Regions from separate parts of the Homo sapiens genome. Here all the other regions are linked to region 3. A link is a contact called in ENCODE Hi-C or POLR2A ChIA-PET data. All regions are on one chromosome and are shown on one strand. Each heading gives the region's core, a stretch centred on a gene start or an enhancer-like site at or near the end of the contact. The rest is flanking DNA. Distances are from core to core; before and after follow the strand shown.

Region 1 (3,717 bases), core at 1,085-3,584, 410 kb before region 3:
TGCGTGTGGAGGATCCTTTGCCAGCTTTAGAGGAAGACAAGACATAGGGAGAAAAGGTTTTTGTTGTGGTTTGTTTTTTTTACTGCGACCTGAAATCCGCCTTACCAAAACCCATTCCAGAGAACTTTAGCCTTGGCTTCAGCCAAACAGGCAATGAAGTGTAACTTTTCAGTGACTATTTCGGTTCCAAAACCCTTGTATATATGGATTTATTTGGAAAAATAAAGCCTTAAAATAGAAGTCCAAGCTTATCATGTGCAGGCCTTTTCCTGCCAACTTATAAGCAACAAACTGGTGTATTTCTTCTTCCTCTTTGAGATAGAGTACATTCCAAGAGGAAGTCGATGTCAAGTATTTGGATAAACAGCTAAGATTTGAGAACCAGCTCTCCAGCAATGGGGGAGGTTTTCTCTAATATGTCCTAAGGCTGGTGTGCTACAGGTTTGTAGCAATTATTTCTTTTTTTAAAAAGCATTTTCTTCTCATTAGGGAAAAGACTTCTTGAATGAACTAAAGGGGACAGATGGAGACTTGGAACATTGTCATCACCCTTGAGCCTCTGTAACTATGATTTCTAGGGCACTCAGGTAGTTTATTGGGCAGTCATCCGAGGGGAAACTAAACACATGTTAACATGGACTGGCAGCCCCTAGTCTAAATTCTTTCAGCCAGTGGTCCCCAACCTTTTTGGTACCAGGGATCGATTTTATTGAAGACAATTTTTTCCATGGATGAGGTTGGGTGGGGGATGGTTTCGGGATGAAACTGTTCCACCTCAGGTCCTCAGGCATTAGAGTCTCGTAAGAAGCACGTGACCTAGATCCCTGGCATGCGCAGTTCACAATAGGGTTCGCGTTCTTACGAAAATCTAATGCCGTGGCTGATCTGACAGGAGGCGAACCTCAGGCGGTAATGTTTCCTCGCCTTCCACTCACCTCCTCTGTATGGCCCGATTCCTAACAGGCTACTGACTGGTACAGGTCTGTGGCATTTGGGGACGGGGACTCCTGCTTTAAGCCATAGGGTAGCAATGCTTCATTTCCATCCAGAAAAGAGGAGAAAGCGCAAGGGATGGTTGTTGCAAAATCATGTTCCCCATCAAGGGAGTCTCTTGGAGACAGTGGAGTCACATAACCAGCATGGTGACAGCAGGAATCAAGCCAGCTCCTGAACCCAAGTAGGAAAGCAGGTGACTGAATGGCAAAAACTGCCAGATACAAATATTTTCTTTTGTGCTTCTCTGTTTTTGAAGCAGCTCATGCCCTGGGAAGATGAGGATGTCTTACAATTGTTTCCATTTAGTGATGCAGAAACTGTCACAACAATGAGTCACTGTTCTGTACAAAAGAGACCTTTGGTGGTGGAAAACTGGTGTGTGTGTGTGTGTGTGTCTGTGTGTGTGTGTGTGAGAGAGAGAGAGAGAGATTGCTCAAATTGCCATTGCCTAATCAGCCAGTAGTGATTGAATGGAGAAAGCCTTTGAACCAGATCTCAGATTCAGGGTGCTTTCATGGAGCAAAGAGAAAAAGACTGAGAAATTCACTATGGTGAGTATTGAGGTTGTACTGCAGCTCAGTCTGGAGAATTGAAGGCTCCTTCCTGAAAGGGTATGGGGACATAGAGAAAGATAGCATCAGTGGATCAAAGCTACCACATTTTTGCGGTTAGATGGAGATTACAGTAGGGAGTGACAGAGATAAAATGTTAAAAACCTCCAACATTCCAGTTTAGACACAGCCCCTCCCCTTTCTGGCCATAGTGACCGCTCTCTGGCAAGCACTGCCCAGGGAAGATAAATCAGTTAGCCAGTGGCCTAAGGGTTAGGACTTTAAAAAACAACAACAATAAAAAAACCAAGAAGTTATAAACCGTGAGTCCACAAGTGGCCCCAGGAGACTTGCCTTCTGCATTCTCTCTGTCTGCGCAGGACTGTGAGGCATCTCTGGGAAGCCATCAGCTCTCAGGGGCAGGCACAGGAAACAGCTCTTCTTGTTGGCAAAATCCAGTTCGGTGGTTTGGAACAGGGTAGACAGAGAAACAAACAAGTGTTTGTTCATAGGCTGAGACCTAGGGGGTGTATAAGGAGTAATGATCCTATCACCTAAGGAGGATGAATTCTGGGTCATTTTATGAACTGTCTTCCTTAGAAAAGCCTCCGAAGCAACTGGCAGATGAAAACTGGAAACTATTTTGAGCTGGGATCAGGGAGTCCAGGGAGCTCAGCAGACCAGGTTACTGCCACTGCCACTCACTAATTAAGCACATGGACAAATTGCTGCCTTTTCTTGGCCTCTTTTCCTCCTCATAAACAGATGAATCCAAAACTTTTCTAAATCCAAAACTCACCAGTTACTTTTCCTCTTGTCTGCTGATCTTTACTTTTTTTTTTTTTCTATGACACTGCATTTTTCCCCCCTGATGTCAGGATCCAAGAGAAAGTGAAAACCTTTCTCCTGATACGGTCAATACTGGAGAACTGGGAACAATGTCAGAATGACCGGCCACCCTGAGCCAGCCCCTTCAATGGCACTGCCCCTGGGGGCTGTTCAACATATAAACTGGGGCCATTTAACATATAAACTGAATTCAAAAGTTACTTCATGTTCTACAAAAAGAATATGTTTTATTTTTAATTTACCTTCATTTTCAAAAAAATCAAGATTCTCTCTTTAAGGTGCCCCGGGCCCTATGTGTCATGCAGTACCCATTTGCAGAAACATCTTCTGTCACCAAGAGTTTCGGAGACAGTTTTTGTAGAGTTCCAGGCCTCAGTTTCTCTCTCTGTTGCAGGGAAATAATCAGACTTACCTGCCATCAGCTGCTCTGAGGTTTTTTGTGAGCTTCTCAGCTGACAGTTTTAAAAAGTAAAAACTATCCTTATATGTGATTACGTATCTTCTCAAATAAGACTTTCTTACATCTGCAGAGACTGTTTAGTCTCTTAGTCTTTTCTAGAATTCTGGGTTACGTTTAAAACAAGCACTACGTTTTATATTAATACCAAAGCTTTGAAACCACCGTGGTTAATGACTCTACCAGCTGCTTTTTGTCGTCTTTAATAGTGACCTCTTTTTAGGAATAACTGCCACCTAATACCTTCCTCTCAAAGACTAGGTCAACAGAGAGTCATTTGGCTGATTTTTCCATCAACAAGCTAGGGGGCTGGGGGTTAGCACAAACTGGTTGTAACCATTTTATTCTTCAGCCTCTCTCTGTGCCTGTGCCTCAATATTTCTCCAATGAATGCTAGTAGCCTCAGGATGCAGTACAATGATGATACTATCCTGCCCTCCGAAGAAAAGGCACTGTTTTCCTGCCTGCTTCCCTCCAAAGCATAAACACACAAACCGTATGCTGATAGCATCATTGTTACAAATACAAGCTTGAGATATTTAAATATTTGTGTTTAGATTCCATCTTTATCCATCACTCTTTTGCCTTTGTACAATTATGAAATGCAGATATTTTCATTCAATATCAAAGCATCCATCCAGCCTCTTAGGAGAAATGCTGGCTTAGTTAGTGAAGTCAAAGCTTTTATGCCTTGAGTATTAAGCTTGCTGGGATCAATACATGGGAGCAGATCGTGGCAATTCTGGAATCTGGGACAAGCATCATCAGAGTGTGATCCCATCTTGAGTGCTCAGTGGAAGTAACTCCAAGCCAGGGGAAGTCCCACCAGAAGAAAAGGCTGACTCTAAATAAGGTGCATGTTTC
Region 2 (3,519 bases), core at 450-2,949, 480 kb before region 3:
TACTGGGAGGTGTCTCCCAATTAGGCTACTCGGGGGTCAGGGACCCACTTGCGGAGGCAGTCTGTCCGTTCTCAGACCTCAAACTCCATGCTGGGAGAACCACTACTCTCTTCAAAGTTGTCAGACAGGGACGTTTAAGTCTGCAGAAGTTTCTGCTGCCATTTGTTCAGCTATACCCTGCCCCCAGAGGTGGAGTTTACAGAGGCAGGCAGGCCTTGTTGAACTGTGGTGGGCTCCACCCAGTTCGAGCTTCCTGGCTGCTTTGTTTACTTACTCAAGCCTCAGCAGTGGCAGACACCCCTCACCCAGCCTTGCTGCTGCCTTGCAGTTCGATCTTGGACTGCTGTGCTAGCAGTGAGCAAGGCTCCGTGGGCATGGGACCTGCTGAGCCATGTGCAGGATATAATCTCCTGGTGTGCCGTTTGCTAAGACCGTTGGAAAAGTGCAGTATTAGGGTGGGAGTGTCTCGATTTTCCAGGTACTGTCTGTCACGGCTTCCCTTGGCTAGGAAAGGGAATTCCCCGACCCCTTGCGCTTCCTGGGTAAGGCGATGCCCTGTCCTGCTTCAGCTCACACTCTGTGGGCTGCACCCACTGTCCAACAAGTCCCAGTGAGATGAACCTTGTACCTCAGTTGGAAATGCAGAAATCACCTGTCTTCTGTGTCTCTCACGCTGGGAACTGTAGACTGGAGCTGTTCCTATTTGGCCATCTTGGAGGGAGCTATGAAACAAATGTCTTTAAGAGTGCTAACACTTCAGCCTAAGACTGCAGGTGGGAATTCATGAAAATTAATTGCTAAAATCCTGATGGAATGGAATAGCAGAATGAGATAGCTGTGTTTTCTTTATACAGTATTTAAGCCATATTTCTGCATAGCTAGGGACTGTGCAAGTGTTTTTCTTTGCTTCTGATACCACAGTTACAAAGGATTCCACTGGTGCCACTCAGGAAACAGTGAAGTATTTCTGTGTCCTGTGTTTCAATTCCTGACATCTTAAAGATGGCGGCTGCCATCGTTTTCTACAGTATCTCAAGCTCATTCTCCACCAGATGGCAGCACTGAAGTTCAGAGGCCTTCAGCACAGAGCCTCCTTGCCTGGTGAATACAAATGCAAAGCTTTAAGCTCCTTCACACAAGTTAGACTCTCATTCTCTCTCCTACCTCCCCTCCCCCACTGAAGGCAACCCCTTCCAATAATCAGCCTTCTAGACTAAAATAGAAGCTTTTAACATTTTAATGTCTTGTCACATTACTCACCAGTCTCATCTAGGTCCAGGAAACCATTTCCTGGAGGCCTCTTTTTTATTTGTGTTCATTAGCTGCGCTAATACATTCTCTTGGAAACCACAGTTTAATAAATTTCATAGCGCATAACCAGTGGACTTAATGAATATTAGTCACTCGGAGCAATTTTTGTTTATTCAGCTTCTCTTTCCTCTCCTCCCTTCCCCTACCCCAGACCTCATTCTGTGGAATGATAATAATACACAGAGAGCTGGCTGGTTACAGAAGACTCTAAAAACAAGAAGAAAAAGGATCTTTCTGAGCTCACACCTGTTTTAAGGTTTGTTATCCTTAAAACGAAAAGCTGTAGGGATTCACTCAGCTCTTTCCTTGTAGCTCCCAGTGGACTTTGCTGTTAAACCACAGGGAGGAGCCCAGCCTTCAGAGCACTTAAAAGTACTTATGTCAAATCCATCCCATTCTTCCGGCCTCCGTTTCTCAATCCAGCCACCATTCCCAGGGGCTGGAGCACATTACAAGGCATTCACTTCATATGAATGGGCACACACAGACTTTTTCACCATTTCGATATGTCTAACATTTGCAGGCACATCCTGTAGGCTGCCTGAAACAGCCTTAATTTCAATTTACTGTCTCCCCAAGGATCTTGCCATTCTGCGGAAAGTAGAAAACTCAATGGTCGTTTCTCCTCTCCGACCTCTCACCCCAGGCTCTCTCTGCCCTCCTCCTCTTTCAAGGAAAAGCTGTATTGGGAGGAACATTTTGCTCCAGATGAATAGAATGAAGTTTTGATGCTTCTAACAGCACGTATGATCTTTTATTTTTAAAAAATAATGAGCAAGTTACATCAGATTACCACATTTGGAAACTGTTCAAAGTCGGCATACAAAGCCCAGTAAATGCTGTCTTGGGTCCTCCTGGAATATGATTACACAAGACAGCATGAAATCATAGTCTTGAAGTTTTACGTTGTCGTTTGTAACCCGCTAGGTCTAACTCTATATAACTTTTTAGTATGGAAATTTCCAAATATGTATACAACTTGAGAAAATACTGTAATGAACCTCAAGGTACCTGTCCTTTAACTTTCACATTAATCAACATTTGGCCAATCTTATTTTATCAAATCCTCTTCTCACACATGCCTGTCTTTTTTGCTTGGAGATTTAAAAACAAATGACAGATGTGTCTTTTTCTCTGTAAACAGTTTGGCATGCTTTGCTAGCTGATAAGAGCTTTCTATTTTTAGCATAATCACCATGCCAATATCACACTTAACATAATTAATGGTAATTCCTTAGTCATCTAATACCTAGTCCATTTTAATTTTTTTCCTGATTACCTCAATATTTTTTTTACTAGTTCAGAATCCAAACAAGACCCACTCATTGCATTAGTTGTTTTTTCCTTAAGTCTCTTTTGTTTTGCAACAGGTCCTCCTCCTTCTTCTCCTCTTCCTCCTCCTCCTCCTCTTCCTTCTCCTTCTCTAGTTTTATGCCATAGATCTGTTGGTTATACCAAGATTTTTGTCTATAGAAATATTTCATACTGTACATTTGACTGATTGTTTCCTTGTGGTGTCATTGAATTTGTTCTTGTACTGTTAGGGATATTTCTGGCAGAGAAAAAGTTAGCTGAGTTTTTCACTCTTATACTGAATAAAAACCAGTAGAATACAGAGGGAAATCCTCATTTTGCTTTGGCATCTGGAGCTACACTTACTGTTAATTCATTCAGCAAATATTAATTAGCTCTTGTAATGTACCAGGCACTGTACTGGGCTTTGGGAATGCAGAGTGACTAAGGGGGTTGGGAATATGGGATAACTGAGAAAATCATGGACCTTATCCTTGTGAAACTTAGGAGTCGTGGGTTTCAAAGCACCACTTAAAAAAACACCTGTGTTGGGTTCTCCTAACACTCTTGTAACGTCCATCAAGTTGTAAAGCCCTCTTAAATTTACTGAAGAATACCGAGGATGAAGTGATAGGTGCTGTAGACAGGAACTATACAAGAAATCACTAATGGAGAAGTCAGACACCATTCCCCTTGGACTTTTGGATTTCGCTCTTTTGATAAATTAATTTTAGATCCTAAACTCTGTCACAGGTGGATCAGTACTGCTAAAAAGATTTAGGCAACCCCTGAACAAAATTAATATCAGGGTATCAATTTATATTGGCCTAGGTTACAAAAGAAGTTAGTTCCTTACGAGTTCCTTAATTCTGACACCCATCTCCAAGAAATCCATCAATGCATAAAAATAAGAAA
Region 3 (3,690 bases), core at 201-2,700:
TCCCTGGCTGGCACAGACTGTGCATCCTAGAGCTTCTCTCAATGGGAGGCAGCCACGTTGTATAAGGTTTCAATCCCATACAGATATCCCCCCTTCAAGAGTACTGATTCCGTAAAGAGGACCTCCCAATTAGCCTGTACTCGTTGAAAGGGACAGTGAATTGTTGCCCACCGGATCTATCTCTGATTTCAGAGTGTCTGCAAAAAGACAGCTCCTTCCTCCTGTAGGCACAGGGGCACTCTACAACTCAGGCTTGCTAACTCTTCTTCTTCTATTAGACATGCACATAGCAAAGACGCCAAACCCCACGCCAAGAGACGCTCACCTAAACGAACTTTAAGAGCTATCAGGAAAAATGCCATCTATCATCCGTCTACACACGACCGTCACCATTCTCATCCGTCTACACACGACCGTCACCATTCTCTGACACAGAACCAAAGTGTCACAGGCGGAATCCACACTCACGCGCGCACACGGGGCACGCACCCATCACGTCGGCAGATCTCCAACGACTCGGGTTTCTCTCACCCACCTTTGGATGGGAGCGAAGGAGTCAACCCCCCTTCCCTTGCGTAGTATTTTTTCTGAAGAGCGAGTTCTATTCCAGAAGCTATAACTGTTTCCCGGTTGGACCAAGCGGTGAAAGTCTTTGCTATTGTGTTACCTGGTAGGACACGTCCAGGATCAACATACCATTTCTTCTGAGAGGGACGCATAAGCGTGTTCACAGAGACACGCGCTGGGACCCCCACCTCCACACAGAGTTCAAGGCTCACACACACACACACGGAGTGTATAGAGAGACCTGCATCCCTGCAGCAGAGGGTCGGGCGTACATACTGCCCGTGAAACCATCCAGTCTGGCCCAGAAAATCTCCCAGAGAAATACTGAGCTATCCCCTCTCCCTTCCACCACTAGGCAAGAGCTGGAGAGAAAATTAAGTGGTTAGAGAATGCTTCTTCCCCATTCCTGGAGCACTTAACATCCCCCCGCCCCCCGCTTCACTCCTCGGCACACAGCGCACTAATGAGCCCCGAGCATTTAAAACTGCCGCAAAGCATCCCAACAAACCTCATTTTTTCTTCGCCCCAAATCCAAGTAGACTGCAGGGAGTAAACGCACAGGGTAGCAGGAGCCAACGGCCGGAACCTTATAACCCTACCTGCTGTAGCTCCTCCGTCAGCATCGCATCTCTATCTTTCTGTCTCTGTCTCTCTCTCACACACACACAGATACACACACACAAACACACACACTCACACTCACACAAGCACCGCCTTACAATCCTCCACCTCCAGTCCCGGGCTCTCAGGAGTAGTCGCGGTGACTTCCACTTACTTCATAAATAAGTGTATTCCTCCACCATCTGGCGCTCCTCTTCAGCTATGGACTCGCACATTCAGCCCCCATTCACTCGGCTTCATTGATCTCCAGCAGCAACATAGTTACTTTCTCTTTTGCTACACTGTAAATGTAAGGTTCTGAGGGGGCGGACTCGCCGCCGACCGACGGCGGGTTGGGCCAATAAGAATCCGGAGAAAGCCGACCGCTACCTCACAGAGCCCCGCGACCAATGGGCAGCCTAGGGGGCGGGTAAGAAGGCGTGGCCTCATCTCTTTAAGGAGGGTTTATCCGAAGCTGCTCTGGGTCCTCGGTGTTAAAACACGGGCGGTGATGTCATTGGCAACCAATCAAAAACTTAAAAGAGCCAGCCGGGGCCGCGCGGAGCAGCTGCTCTCTATTTACATGTAAACCGAACCGGCAGGATGCAGTTAACCCTTTACCAGGCTGAAGTGTCAGCGGGCTGGACGCGCTGCTCCGCTAAAACTGGCTCTTCCCACTGGACGGGATCCTCCAACACTCCCTCACCCGGGGACAAACCACGCTATTTTTCCTCCTTACTATGGACAGATGATCAAAAGTATCGGAGTAACTTTCTAAAGGAAAGAGACTGCGATCACCGTCCCTAGTGGGAAAGCCGGGTTCTCTCCGAGTCGCTCGAGGTGACTTGACAAACGCTAAGCCAAAATTCGCGGACCTCGCCGGGTCTTCTGCGCTAGGACCAGCATGAGCGCGCAGCCAGGGGCGACGCTTCCGCTCCGAGCCGCGGCCCGGGGCCACGCGCTAAGGGCCCGAACTTGGCAGCTGACCGTCCCGGACAGGGAGGCCCTTCAGCCTCGACGCGGCCTGCGTCCTCCGGAGGGCCCTGCTCCGCCCGGGAAGCGTCCGCCTCCCGCCCGCCCGCCCGCAGATGTCGCTGCCCCTCTGGCTGTCCCGGCCTGACCGCCGCGCGCCGCCCTGCTGCTCACCTACTTCCGCGCCACGGTCACGCCCCTGCCGTCCCCAGGCTAACCCTCCCGGGGCTCGACCCAGAGCACTAAGGCGGCGCCACTGAGGGCTGCTCGGAGGAGGAGGCTTGAGTCGACGCCAGAGGCGGCAAGGGACGCGCCCTGAGCAGCGGTGCAGAGGCCAATCCCCTGGCCGGGCGTCCTGGGGCCCGCTACGCGCCCGCTGCCCCTCCGGGTCTGGGTCCCCGCCCGCCGCCGCCCCCCTTTCCCGCCTGGCGCGCTGGGTCCCCGCGCCGTGCCAGCAGCGCGCAACCCACCCGCCCCACATGCCTCGGCCGCCACCCCTCGGTCCCGCACGGCCCCTGCCGAGGCCAGGACCGGCAGCCCGGCGCTTCTGGAACAGCCGCAGCTGGCGGAAAAGAGCCAGAGCCGAGTGCAAATAGCTAGATTGAATGGGGCCGGAGGAGCGTGGAGGAGGTGACGCCGCCTCTCCCCGCTCCCCTGACTTTGGCCGGCGCCAGGTAGCTGGCCGCAGCTCCTGATCAGGGAGAAGAGTAGGGGGCGGGGCAAGCCGCCCCTTGCCTAGTCCGGAAAATATTCTCATTAGGGAAACTGCAGGAAAGTTGCCCTGGGATACAAAAAGAAGTGGAGATGAACAACCCCAGATGAACTGTGGAGAGTCTACGTCCAAGAACCCTAAAGAAGTAGAGCTTTTTCTTTTCTTATCTGTGAGAGAAGGGATAAAAAGTGAAATAATGGAATAATACATTATGAGCACTAGGGAATGTTGGGCTATCGTTTTTCTCCCTTACCTGATTGGATGGGGTTTGGAGGTCTACTTCAGACTCCAAGCCTAGTAGTATACTGAGTAGCAGGGGCATATTCATGTAATTGTTTTCAGGGCAGATCTGAAATCAGGAGGTGTCAGACCATAGCTAGCAAGTCAGCTATGCTCAATGAGCTGTGAAGAGAAATCCCCTTGGGCACCTCCACTTACATGCAGGCACATACCCCCCAGTCCAGCTTTTCACACCAGTGTTACGACGGGCATCACGTACACATCCGATAGTCTTACATAGGAGAGGATTTTGTGTAACGTCTGTTGTCGAAAATAGTCAAACTCTGTAAAATATTTGAAGAGATTTATTCTGAGCCAAATATGAGTGACCATGGCCTGTGACACAGCCCTCAGGAGGTCCTGAGCACGTGCCCAAGGTGGTTGGGGTCCAGCTTGGTTTTATACATTTTAGGGAGGCATGAGACATCAATCAAATACATTTAAGAAATACATTGGTTTGGTCCAAAAAGGCTGGACAACTCTAAGGAGCGGGTGGGCTTTCAGGCTATAGGTAAATTTAAACATTTTCTGGTTGACAATTGGTTGAGTTTGTCTAAAGA

The links. Hi-C counts contacts between places; a loop is a spot of excess contacts on that map. ChIA-PET counts read pairs that join two places held with the same protein, here RNA polymerase II (POLR2A). Pooled maps may share reads with other maps.
Region 1: a loop to region 3 is called in a pooled map, with 3 times the contacts of the local background. The contact joins the promoter of LINC02817 here to the promoter of DUSP10 in region 3. A Hi-C loop is called at or near these places in 2 of 50 pooled maps. POLR2A ChIA-PET finds 5 or more read pairs at or near these places in 2 of 52 experiments (OCI-LY7 and PC-9).
Region 2: a map of spleen shows a loop between it and region 3 (6-fold over the local background). The contact joins the enhancer-like site here to the promoter of DUSP10 in region 3. A Hi-C loop is called at or near these places in 3 of 168 maps with a recorded cell type or tissue (endothelial cell of umbilical vein, mammary epithelial cell and spleen), 1 of 37 single-sample maps with no recorded cell type and 10 of 50 pooled maps.

The regions. Positions count from the first base shown.
Region 1 is chr1:221,333,962-221,337,678 of GRCh38, forward strand. LINC02817 (long intergenic non-protein coding RNA 2817) reads right to left here and starts at 2,335. Exons shown (of 2, transcript NR_024236.1): 1 at 1,902-2,335; 2 at 1-24. All of the region lies in intron 2 of LOC105372932 (a long non-coding RNA gene), which reads left to right. RefSeq lists an enhancer at 1,465-2,664.
Region 2 is chr1:221,262,899-221,266,417 of GRCh38, forward strand. No RefSeq gene overlaps it. Among named protein-coding and RNA genes, the nearest start is that of LINC02817, 72 kb to the right of the region's middle. Within about 2 kb of position 1,700, at least 2 of the 41 ENCODE cell types and tissues checked have a DNase peak (open chromatin) inside an H3K27ac peak, as active enhancers do.
Region 3 is chr1:221,740,639-221,744,328 of GRCh38, forward strand. It overlaps DUSP10 (dual specificity phosphatase 10), which reads right to left and starts at 1,451. Exons shown (of 4, transcript NM_007207.6): 1 at 1,343-1,451. RefSeq lists enhancers at 521-1,158, 1,159-1,796, 1,268-1,457, 1,788-1,987, 1,797-2,434 and 1 more and silencers at 438-487, 2,208-2,687.